2 separate regions of the Homo sapiens genome follow, and region 2 is linked to region 1. A link is an interaction called in ENCODE POLR2A ChIA-PET data of the cell type or tissue named here. Cell type or tissue: PC-9. All regions are shown on one strand. Each heading gives the region's core, and the rest is flanking DNA. Links, peaks and the distances in the headings are about the cores only.

What was found. ChIA-PET counts read pairs that join two places held together with the same protein. Peaks named below come from ENCODE experiments on the same cell type or tissue, not always from the same donor. Only the 100,000 strongest peaks of a DNase experiment are listed, where the experiment ranks them.
Region 2: POLR2A ChIA-PET joins it to region 1 with 11 read pairs; 4 of 35 experiments call an interaction of 5 or more read pairs at or near these places.

What each region holds. Positions count from the first base shown.
Region 1 is chr7:73,766,679-73,773,830 of GRCh38, reverse strand. CLDN3 (claudin 3) reads left to right here and starts at 3,561. Exons shown (of 1, transcript NM_001306.4): 1 at 3,561-4,834. The coding sequence starts at 3,782. The coding sequence ends at 4,444. In PC-9, for the core only: no CTCF peak of the experiment used is centred there; DNase peaks (open chromatin) are centred at 3,090 and 3,490; H3K4me3 peaks cover 1,668 bases; H3K27ac peaks cover 810 bases.
Region 2 is chr7:73,705,967-73,708,466 of GRCh38, reverse strand. All of the region lies in intron 3 of STX1A (syntaxin 1A), which reads left to right. Among named protein-coding and RNA genes, the nearest start is that of MIR4284, 4.1 kb to the left of the region's middle. RefSeq lists an enhancer at 568-1,320 and a silencer at 1,167-1,376. In PC-9, for the core only: no CTCF peak of the experiment used is centred there; DNase peaks (open chromatin) are centred at 1,036, 1,616 and 1,866; H3K4me3 peaks cover 520 bases; H3K27ac peaks cover 2,255 bases.

The DNA.
Region 1 (7,152 bases), core at 2,471-4,970:
GGACTTGAGTTATATGAACTTCCTCTAGAACAGCTCCACCCAGCACCAGCTGGGCCCTCTGGACTGGCACTCCCAGATCTGCCCAGGCCCTGCCCAACAGGTGCAGCCCAAGACCTTTGCTCCTGAAAGAAGTAGAACCCTGGTTTCCATGAGCCCCTGACACTGTTTCTTACTCTTCTTCTTCTTTTCTTTTTTTTTATTTTTTTGAAATGGAGTCTCGCCCTGTCGCCCAGGCTGGAGTGCAGTGGTACGATCTCAGCTCACTGCAACCACCGCCTCCTGGGTTCAAGCGATTCTCATGCCTCAGCCTCCCGAGTAGCTGGCACTGCAGGTGCATGCCACCACGCCCAGCTAATTTTTGTATTTTTAGTAGAGACGGGGTTTCACCATGCTGGCCAGGCTGGTCTCGAACTCCTGACCTCAGGTGATCCACCCGCCTCAGCTTCCCAAAGTGCTGGGATTACAGGTGTGAGCCACTGCACCCAGCCATGTTTCTTGCTCTTCTATCATTCCAAGGCTTAGGCATTTACAGAAGAGGGCACAGGCTGCATGCCTGTGATTTGAGATATGGAGGCAACCCCAAAAAACCCCAAGGCCCAGCTCAATGGGGTCTCTCTTCTCTCTGGAAGAGCCCTTGACTCCTACAAGATGACCAAGCCCCCTTGACTCAGCACAGCAGTATCCCTTTATCAGTCATTTATGCCAGTAGGAAAGCCTGGGTAGGCAAGGTTGAAGGAACATGAGAAAGTCTTCCCTTCATTCAAGTCACTAAATCGACTCTCTGTTGAGTACCCAACACCATTCTAGGCAATAGGAATGCAGCAGTGAATAAAACCAGCAAAATTCTTGCCTGTTCTGGGACATTACAGATGTCCCAATGGAGCTGACATACTGGAACAGAAAGAAAGAAACAATTTAAAAATTGGCTGGGTGCCATGGCTCATGCCTGTAATCCCAGCACTTTGGGAGGCCAAGGCGGGCAGATCATGAGGTCAGGAGTTCGAGACCACCTGGCCAATATGGTGAAACCCCATCTCTACTAAAAATACAAAAATTAGCTGGGCGTGGTGGCACGTGCCCGTAGTCCCAGCTACTTGGGAGGCTGAGGCAGAAGAATTGCTTGAACCCAGGAGGTGGAGGTTGCAGTGAGCCGAAATTGCACCACTGCACTCCAGCCTGGTCAAAAGAGCGAGATTTCGTTTAAAAAAAAAAATAGGCTGGGCACTGCTGCTCACACCTGTAATCCTAGCACTTCGGGATGCCAAGGTTGGGGGATTGCTTGAGACCAGGAGTTCAAGACTAGCCTGGGCAACACAGTGAGACCCCATCTCTACAAAAAAAAATGAAACAATTAGGTGGGCTTGGTGGTATATGCCTGTAGTCCCAGCTACTTGGGAGGCTATAGCTAGAGGATTGCTTAAGCCCAAGAATTCAAGGCTGCAGTGAGCTATGATAGTACCACTGCACTCCAGCCTGGGTGACAGAGCAAGACACTGTCTCTAAAATAAATAAATAAATAAGTTATTGAACGTTCCCAGCACAAAGAAATAAAAGTTTGAGATGATGAATATGCCAATTACCCTGATATGATTACTATACATTCTATGTATTAAAACATCACTGGGTGTGCCACGCGTAGGTACGATCATTGCCAATTTAAAATTTTTTTAAGTACAATGAAACATAAATAAGAAAAATATAGAATATTGTCCGATGGTGTTACATGCTAAGCAGAATATAAAGTATTAAAGGGGGGCAGGCATTGTGGGGTAAGAAACTGCAATTTTATTTTATTTTATTTTATTTATTTTATTTTGAGACAAAGAGTCTCGCTTTGTCACCCAGGTTGGAGTGCAGGGGTGTGATCTCAGCTCACTGCAACCTCCACCTCCTGGGTTCAAGCAATTCTCTTGCCTCAGCCTCCCGAGTAGCTGGTATTACAGGCGTGTACCACCACGCCTGGCTAATTTTTGCATTTTTAGTAGAGACGGGATTTCGCCACGTTGGCCAGGCTGGTCTGGAACTCCTTACCTCAAGTGATCCACCCGCCTCAGCCTCCCAAAGTGCTGGGATTACAGGCGTGAGCCACCGTACCCAGCCAGAAGCTGCAGTTTTAAATAGGGTGGTCAGGGAAAGACTCACTGAGAGCAAAAAGCTGAAGGCAGTTAGGAGTAAGCTATGTGGATGTCTGCAGGCATGTTCCATGTACAGGGGACAGTAAGTGCAGGGACTCTGAGGCAGGGGCATGTGGTATGCAAGGGCTGCTCTGAGGGGAAGAGAGGGGATGGGGTTAGGAACAGCCCAGGCTGAACCTCCAAGGCCAAATCTGAAGGGCTCTGAGCTTGGTGAAGAAGGGGGAACGATCGTCCAGGTGTGACAGCCAGGGCTTTGAGTGTAGCATTTCTGACTTCCCAACCTTTTTTTTTTTTTTTTTTTTTTTTTTTAAACAGGGTCTGCTCTGATGCCCAGGCTGGAGTGCAGTGGTGCGATCATAGCTCACTGCAGCCTCGAACTCCTGGGCTCAAGTAATTTCCTGCCTGAGCCTCCGGAGTAGTTGGGACTATAGGCACACGCCACCACACCTGGCTAGTTTTTTAATTTTTTGTAGAGACGGGGTCTCACTATTTTGCCCAGGCTGGTGTCGAACTCCTGGTCTCAAGCAATCCTCCCTTCTCAGCCTCCCAAAGTGCGAGGATTACAGGAGTCAGCCACCACGGTGCTCGGTCCTGCCCGATTTCCCACTTTTGCGGAGATCGAACCTCTTTCACCACCATTTCATTAAGGTGGGCCTCAGCCCTGACTCAGGCTCAAAGGGAGGGAGGACAGGGCTCGGAGAGGGGAGGGGACTCAATGGGAGGAGGGGGACTTCTGGGAGGGGAGAGCAGCTTAGCTAAAGGCATGCAGGCTCACGGCCAGCGATGGGAACTGGAGGGAGAGCTGGAGAGGAATTTGAGCTTAGTTAGGCTTAAGGGCATCTTTTGGGTACCTTTGCGCAGGCAGTCCCTGGCTTCTGGGCCCAGCAATTCCTGGGCTGGACAACCCCACCGCCCGGACTCAGGCTGAGCCTGTGCGACGTGTGTACGGGAGGGGCAGAGCAGCAGGTGCGCGGCTCCTGCAAACAGCCGCGGCCACGCCCACCCTGGTCCTCCCCGCCCCGCCGTTCCGGGGTAATTGGCAGCGCCCCCATCCCCACGCGGCACGTGCCAAAAGCGCCCAAAGTGGTGAGGAGAGAGAAGCCGTGTCAAATTCTTTGGGATTTGCACCCCAAGCCCCTGACGCATCCCGTCCTCGGTTTTGCCCCGGAGAATTCATTCCCGAGCAGAGAGGGACAAGGACCGAGGGGCGGGGGCTGGGTCAGGTCCCGCCCTTCCTTGGCAACCCCCCTACCCCGGCGTTGTGGGCCGCGCAGGGCCAAGTCCTTCCTCCCAGGACGCTCGGTGAAGGTGGGAGGCAGGGGCCACGTCACTGTCCTTAGGCCCTGGAGAGCGCGGCTCCGCCCCTACCGCCCCCACCGGAGCGCTGGGCACTTAGCTAAGACGCACCGGCCCCAGCCCAGGGCCAGCCCAGTCGCCGCCGCCCGCCCACAAAGCCACAGGCAGGTGCAGGCGCAGCCGCGGCGAGAGCGTATGGAGCCGAGCCGTTAGCGCGCGCCGTCGGTGAGTCAGTCCGTCCGTCCGTCCGTCCGTCGGGGCGCCGCAGCTCCCGCCAGGCCCAGCGGCCCCGGCCCCTCGTCTCCCCGCACCCGGAGCCACCCGGTGGAGCGGGCCTTGCCGCGGCAGCCATGTCCATGGGCCTGGAGATCACGGGCACCGCGCTGGCCGTGCTGGGCTGGCTGGGCACCATCGTGTGCTGCGCGTTGCCCATGTGGCGCGTGTCGGCCTTCATCGGCAGCAACATCATCACGTCGCAGAACATCTGGGAGGGCCTGTGGATGAACTGCGTGGTGCAGAGCACCGGCCAGATGCAGTGCAAGGTGTACGACTCGCTGCTGGCACTGCCACAGGACCTTCAGGCGGCCCGCGCCCTCATCGTGGTGGCCATCCTGCTGGCCGCCTTCGGGCTGCTAGTGGCGCTGGTGGGCGCCCAGTGCACCAACTGCGTGCAGGACGACACGGCCAAGGCCAAGATCACCATCGTGGCAGGCGTGCTGTTCCTTCTCGCCGCCCTGCTCACCCTCGTGCCGGTGTCCTGGTCGGCCAACACCATTATCCGGGACTTCTACAACCCCGTGGTGCCCGAGGCGCAGAAGCGCGAGATGGGCGCGGGCCTGTACGTGGGCTGGGCGGCCGCGGCGCTGCAGCTGCTGGGGGGCGCGCTGCTCTGCTGCTCGTGTCCCCCACGCGAGAAGAAGTACACGGCCACCAAGGTCGTCTACTCCGCGCCGCGCTCCACCGGCCCGGGAGCCAGCCTGGGCACAGGCTACGACCGCAAGGACTACGTCTAAGGGACAGACGCAGGGAGACCCCACCACCACCACCACCACCAACACCACCACCACCACCGCGAGCTGGAGCGCGCACCAGGCCATCCAGCGTGCAGCCTTGCCTCGGAGGCCAGCCCACCCCCAGAAGCCAGGAAGCCCCCGCGCTGGACTGGGGCAGCTTCCCCAGCAGCCACGGCTTTGCGGGCCGGGCAGTCGACTTCGGGGCCCAGGGACCAACCTGCATGGACTGTGAAACCTCACCCTTCTGGAGCACGGGGCCTGGGTGACCGCCAATACTTGACCACCCCGTCGAGCCCCATCGGGCCGCTGCCCCCATGCTCGCGCTGGGCAGGGACCGGCAGCCCTGGAAGGGGCACTTGATATTTTTCAATAAAAGCCTTTCGTTTTGCACTCGCTGGAGCCTCCTTGTTCCCAGCGCCTCCACCTCCCTGCAGAGCTCCCCCTCGGGGCGGCCTTGGCTGGATCTCGCTCTCCCGGATGGAGCTTAGAGGGAAGATGGGGTTGTAAGCTGAGCTTGGTGATGGCGGGGTGGTCACTTGCCCACTCCCTGGGGATTCGGAAGACAGCCTGTGAGGCCAAAGCCAGCGCCCAATCTAGGAAGCAGGCATGAGCACTTTCCGCACGCCATGGCTGGGGATGGGAGGGGAAGGTGGCAGAGATGTGCCCCTGGGTCTGTGCTGGGAGCCCGGACCCCGCACAATACCCGACACATTCGGAATCTCCCGTGCGCCTTGTGAAAGAGCGCATTCCGTACTGCCATTTCCTATTGGAAAAACGAAAACAAAAAGACCTATTGTTTGGATAAAACACGCCACCAAAAGTAAAACCGGGCCAAATCTTCTCACCTGGGGGAGAGATGAGAAAGGGTCCCCATCTCCTTCCTGGGACCCTCAAGGGAGGGAAAGAGGGAGGACTTAGAAGGGGTATCTCAGAGGGGCTTGAGGCCGGGTCTCACTGGCTCACTCCTAGAGGACGAGGTGGGAGGCTCGCTTGAGCCCAGGAGTTCGAGACCAACCTGGGCTACATAGCAAGACCCTATCTCTACCAAAAAAAAAAAAAATTAACTGGGTATGATGGCATACACCTGTGGTCCCAGCTACTCAGGAGGCTGAAGCAGGAGGATGGCTTGAGCCCAGGAGGTAAAGGCTACCGTGAGCTATGATTGTGCCACTGCACTCCAGCTGGGGCAACAGAGTGAGACCCTGTCTCAAAAACAACAACGACAAAACACACACACACACACACACACACACACACACACACACACCCCAGAGGAGTGGTTAAGGTGAACAGTGTGGAGAGGCACTGGTGCCTTGGAGAAAACACAGGAGATTCAGGCGGGAAAAGGGGCCTGAACCCAGGCACAGGGTGACTTGGTGGGGGCGAGAGATTCAAATGACTGGATGGAACATAAAGGGAGACAGGAAGTGTCAGTAAAGCCCAGGACTCCAGCAAGCAAAGGCCAAGTCATGGAGAGTCCGTATGTGGAATTACAAACTTTGAACCTTACTCTGGGTGTAGGGAGTCATGAAAGGGGAAGTACCTGGTCAGATGCTTTTAACCTCTCCAGCAGCCCCTGTGGAACTGGGATTCAAGGAGAAAGATAAAGGAGGGGAACCACCTAACAGGATATGCCGCCATCTTGGAGTGAAATGATGGTGGCCAGAAATTAGGCAGGGGCAGGGAGTGGGGGCAGAACCTGACAGGGGCTGTTAAAGTGGGCAGGACCCGGGAGCCATTTGGATGTGCAGGGTGAGAGAGGCGAGAATCTAGAAAAGAAGGCTGGAATCTGGGAGTTTCAACTTAGGTCACTGATTGGATAGTGGTATCATTTACCAAAATAGGAGACGGAAAGATGATGGGTTCCATTTTGAACGTATAGAGTTTGGTGAGGCCAGGGCATGGTGGCTCACGCCTGTAATCCCAGCACTTTGGGAGGCCAAGGCTGGAGAGTATCTTCAGCCTAGGAGTCCGAGACCAGCCTGGGTAGCATAGTGAGACCCCATCTCTACAAAAAAATTAAAAATTAGCTAGGTGTGGTGGTATATGCCTGTAATCCCAGCTACATGGGAGGCTGAGGTGGGAGGTTTACTTGAGCCCAGGAGATTGAGGCTGCAGCGAGTAGAGAATGCACCACTGCAATCCAGCCTGGGCGACAGAGTGAGATCTTGTCTCAAAAAATAAATAAATAAAAATAAAATAAATGTAGAGTTTGGCGAGTCTGGAGAACGTCCTGGCAGAGACGTCCAGGAAGTAGGATGACGTCTAGAGATCTCGTAAACCTGAAAGTCGTTGCATAGGGATGGCAACCGAAACCAGGGTCGGGGAAGAAGTCAGTCTAGAAACTCACAGAACAAAAAGAGTTTCAAGGAGGTGGGTGTGGGCAACAGTGTCTGAGGTTGCAGGAGTGGTCAGGCAAGATGAGACCTGAGGAATAGCCACGGAATTCACAGTAGCCAGGTGGTCATTGGTGGCCTTAGCAAGAGGTGTGGAAACGGAAACACTAGATGGAAAAGGGAGTGGGAGGCGAGAGTTGAAACCAGGAGCCGTAGACAATGCGTGCAAGAGATTTGCATAGAAAGGGAATTGTGGCTGGGAGCAGTGGCTCACGCTTGTAACCCCAGCACTTTGGGAGGCCGAGGCGTGGCAGGGGTTGGGGTGAGGGGGATAGCTTGAGCCCAGGAGTTCAAGACAAGCCTGGCCAACAT
Region 2 (2,500 bases), core at 1-2,500, 63 kb after region 1:
GGGCCAGGGTCGGGAGGGTTTCACGAGAAGCCTTGGGAAATGCAGCTGTCCCCGGCTTGGAACTGGGGGGTCAGTACCCAGCATCCCAGGCCGGCCAGACCAGGTCTCCATGAAAGACTTGGGTGATGGGAGAGGCGATCGGCCCCGCCCTTCCCAGGTGAACTGGCCTTTTTTTTCTTTTTTTCTTTTTTTTTTTTTTTTTTTGAGATGGAGTCTTGCTCTGTCGCCAGGCTGGAGTGCAGTGGCACAATCTCAGCTCACTGCCACCTCTGCCTTCCGGGTTCAAGCGATTCCCCTGCCTCAGCCTCCCAAGTAGCTGGGATTACAGGCACGCGCCACCATGCCCGGCTAATTTTTTGTATTTTAGTAGAGACGGGGTTTCACCATGTTGGCCAAGACAGTCTTGATCTCCTGACCTCGTGATCCACCTGCTTCAGCCTCCCAAAGTGCTGGGATTACAGGCATGAGCCACCGCGCCCAGCCGAACTGGCTTTTTTCCTTTTTTCTTTTCTTTTTTCTTTTTTTTTTTTTCAAGACGGAGTCTTGCTCTGTCACCCAGGCTGCAGTGCAGTGGTGCCATCTCGGCTCACTGCAACCTCCGCCTCCCAGGTTCAAGCAATTCTCCTACGTCAGCCTCCCAAGTAGCTGGGATTACAGGCATGCGCCACCACGCCCGGCTAATTTTTGGTATTTTTAGTAAAGATGGGGTTTCTCCATATTGGTCAGGCTGGTCTCGAACTCCCGACCTCAGGTGATCCGCCCGCCTCGGCCTCCCAAAGTGCTGGGATTACAGGCATGAGCCCCCACGCCCAGCCCCAAGAAGGTATTTTTTTTCATTTCGAACTGGCTTTTTTCTAAGGCAACTGGGCTGGCTGCAGCCCTGGGCTTCTGGGAGCGAGGGAAGGAAGGAGGGAAGGAGGAAGCTGTCTGTGATCAATAGGAAGGCCTCTCGGTCCAGCCCCGCCCCTCCCCTCGCCTCCCAGGGGAGCAGATGGCAGCTCTAAGTCGTCAGCGCTGTGGGAGGGCAAGCTGGCCAAGCAGGCAGAGCTTCCGGAAGGAGCTGGCAGCCCTGGCACCTGGCCATGTGGCACCCCGGGGCGGGCATTCTCAGGGCTCCAGGAAGTCACCCCTCTCCCTCCACACTGGGAGCCTGTGTGTCAGGCTCGCACTCTGTCCCCAGACAGGTCCCCCTGACCCGGTCCTCATGTTCCTGTTGAGATGTTGTTTACTACACTGAGAGATGCCAGGCTGATGGCATAGGTGCCCTTCCCTGGAGGGGGGCTCACCATGAGCCCCAGGGATGCAGCCATCAGGTGTTTGAGGGAGGCAAGCGCTGGCCACCCAGGTGCCCGGGGTCAGATTTTCTTCTCACCTCCAGCACGGCCTCCTGGTCTATGACCCCTCACCCCCAAGCCCACTGGCATCTTCAAGAACCCAGAGTAAATCTTTTCACAGCCCCAAAGTGTGCATGAACCCAGGTCAGTGCCACACCAACTAAGCCAGTGCCCCGCCCTCAGAAGGCAAAATGGGTCAGGTGGGAGCAGGGTGGACTGCCTCAGGAAGGGCAGGAGGGAGAGAGGGACGCCCAGGGCTCACCACGCTGAGCTCCTTGCCTGAGAGATTTGTTGGATGGCAGCATGAGACGGATGTCTGTGCGCCCAGAGGTATCTGGGTCACTGTGTGTCCCTCTGTGGGCTGTTCCTGCTCAGGGTCAGGAGGTGGCTGATTGTGGGGTGGGGACGGAGGGCTCTAAAGAGCAGGGGAGTGGGTCTCTCACTGCTGGCAGGTGGGGCGGGCATGGGGCAGCAGAGCTGTCTGCTCCACACCTTGGGCTCCTGCAGGCCACCTCCTGCACCGTCTCCTGCTGCGGTGTCATGCACAGTCATAGGGACCGGTTCTGAGTCACCACCCGTGAGCTGAGCAGTTGAGACCTGGCGGAGTCCCAGGCTCTCGCTAAGAGGAGGGGGCTCATGTTGGGGGTTCTAGGGCACAGGCGGCACAGAGTTAAGGAGAAGTCTCAAGGAAAGATGGCAATGAGTGGGGGGCTCTCCCGGGCAAGGCAGGCTCTGCCTCCTCTGGGGGCTGCCATCCGGCCTGGGCTATTTTGGGTCTGAGCAAAAGAGGCTGAGACGTCAGAGCAGCTGGTAACCGACTTTTCCTTTGTTCCTACGGATGAGGCGCCCTCCTCCGCGCCTCGGAACCCCCCCTTCCCCGCTCCACCTCACTGCATTCCACTTGGGAGGTGACCCCATCCGGGGCCTTCCTGATAGACCACTCTCAACACCCCTCCCTGTCCCCTCTAGGACAAACCCCAGCCCCAGGGGCAAGCAGAGGGGCAGGTGGGAAGGTGATAGCCAGAGCTCAGTCCCGGCTTCTCTCGGGGCAGAGTCCTGGGGGTGTCCTGAGACTGGGGTGTTGCCAGGAGCACCCCCAAGGGAGGCAGCTGTCTTGTCCCACTTTTCCATCCAGCTTCTCTCAGGCAGGGGGGCAAGCTGGGCAC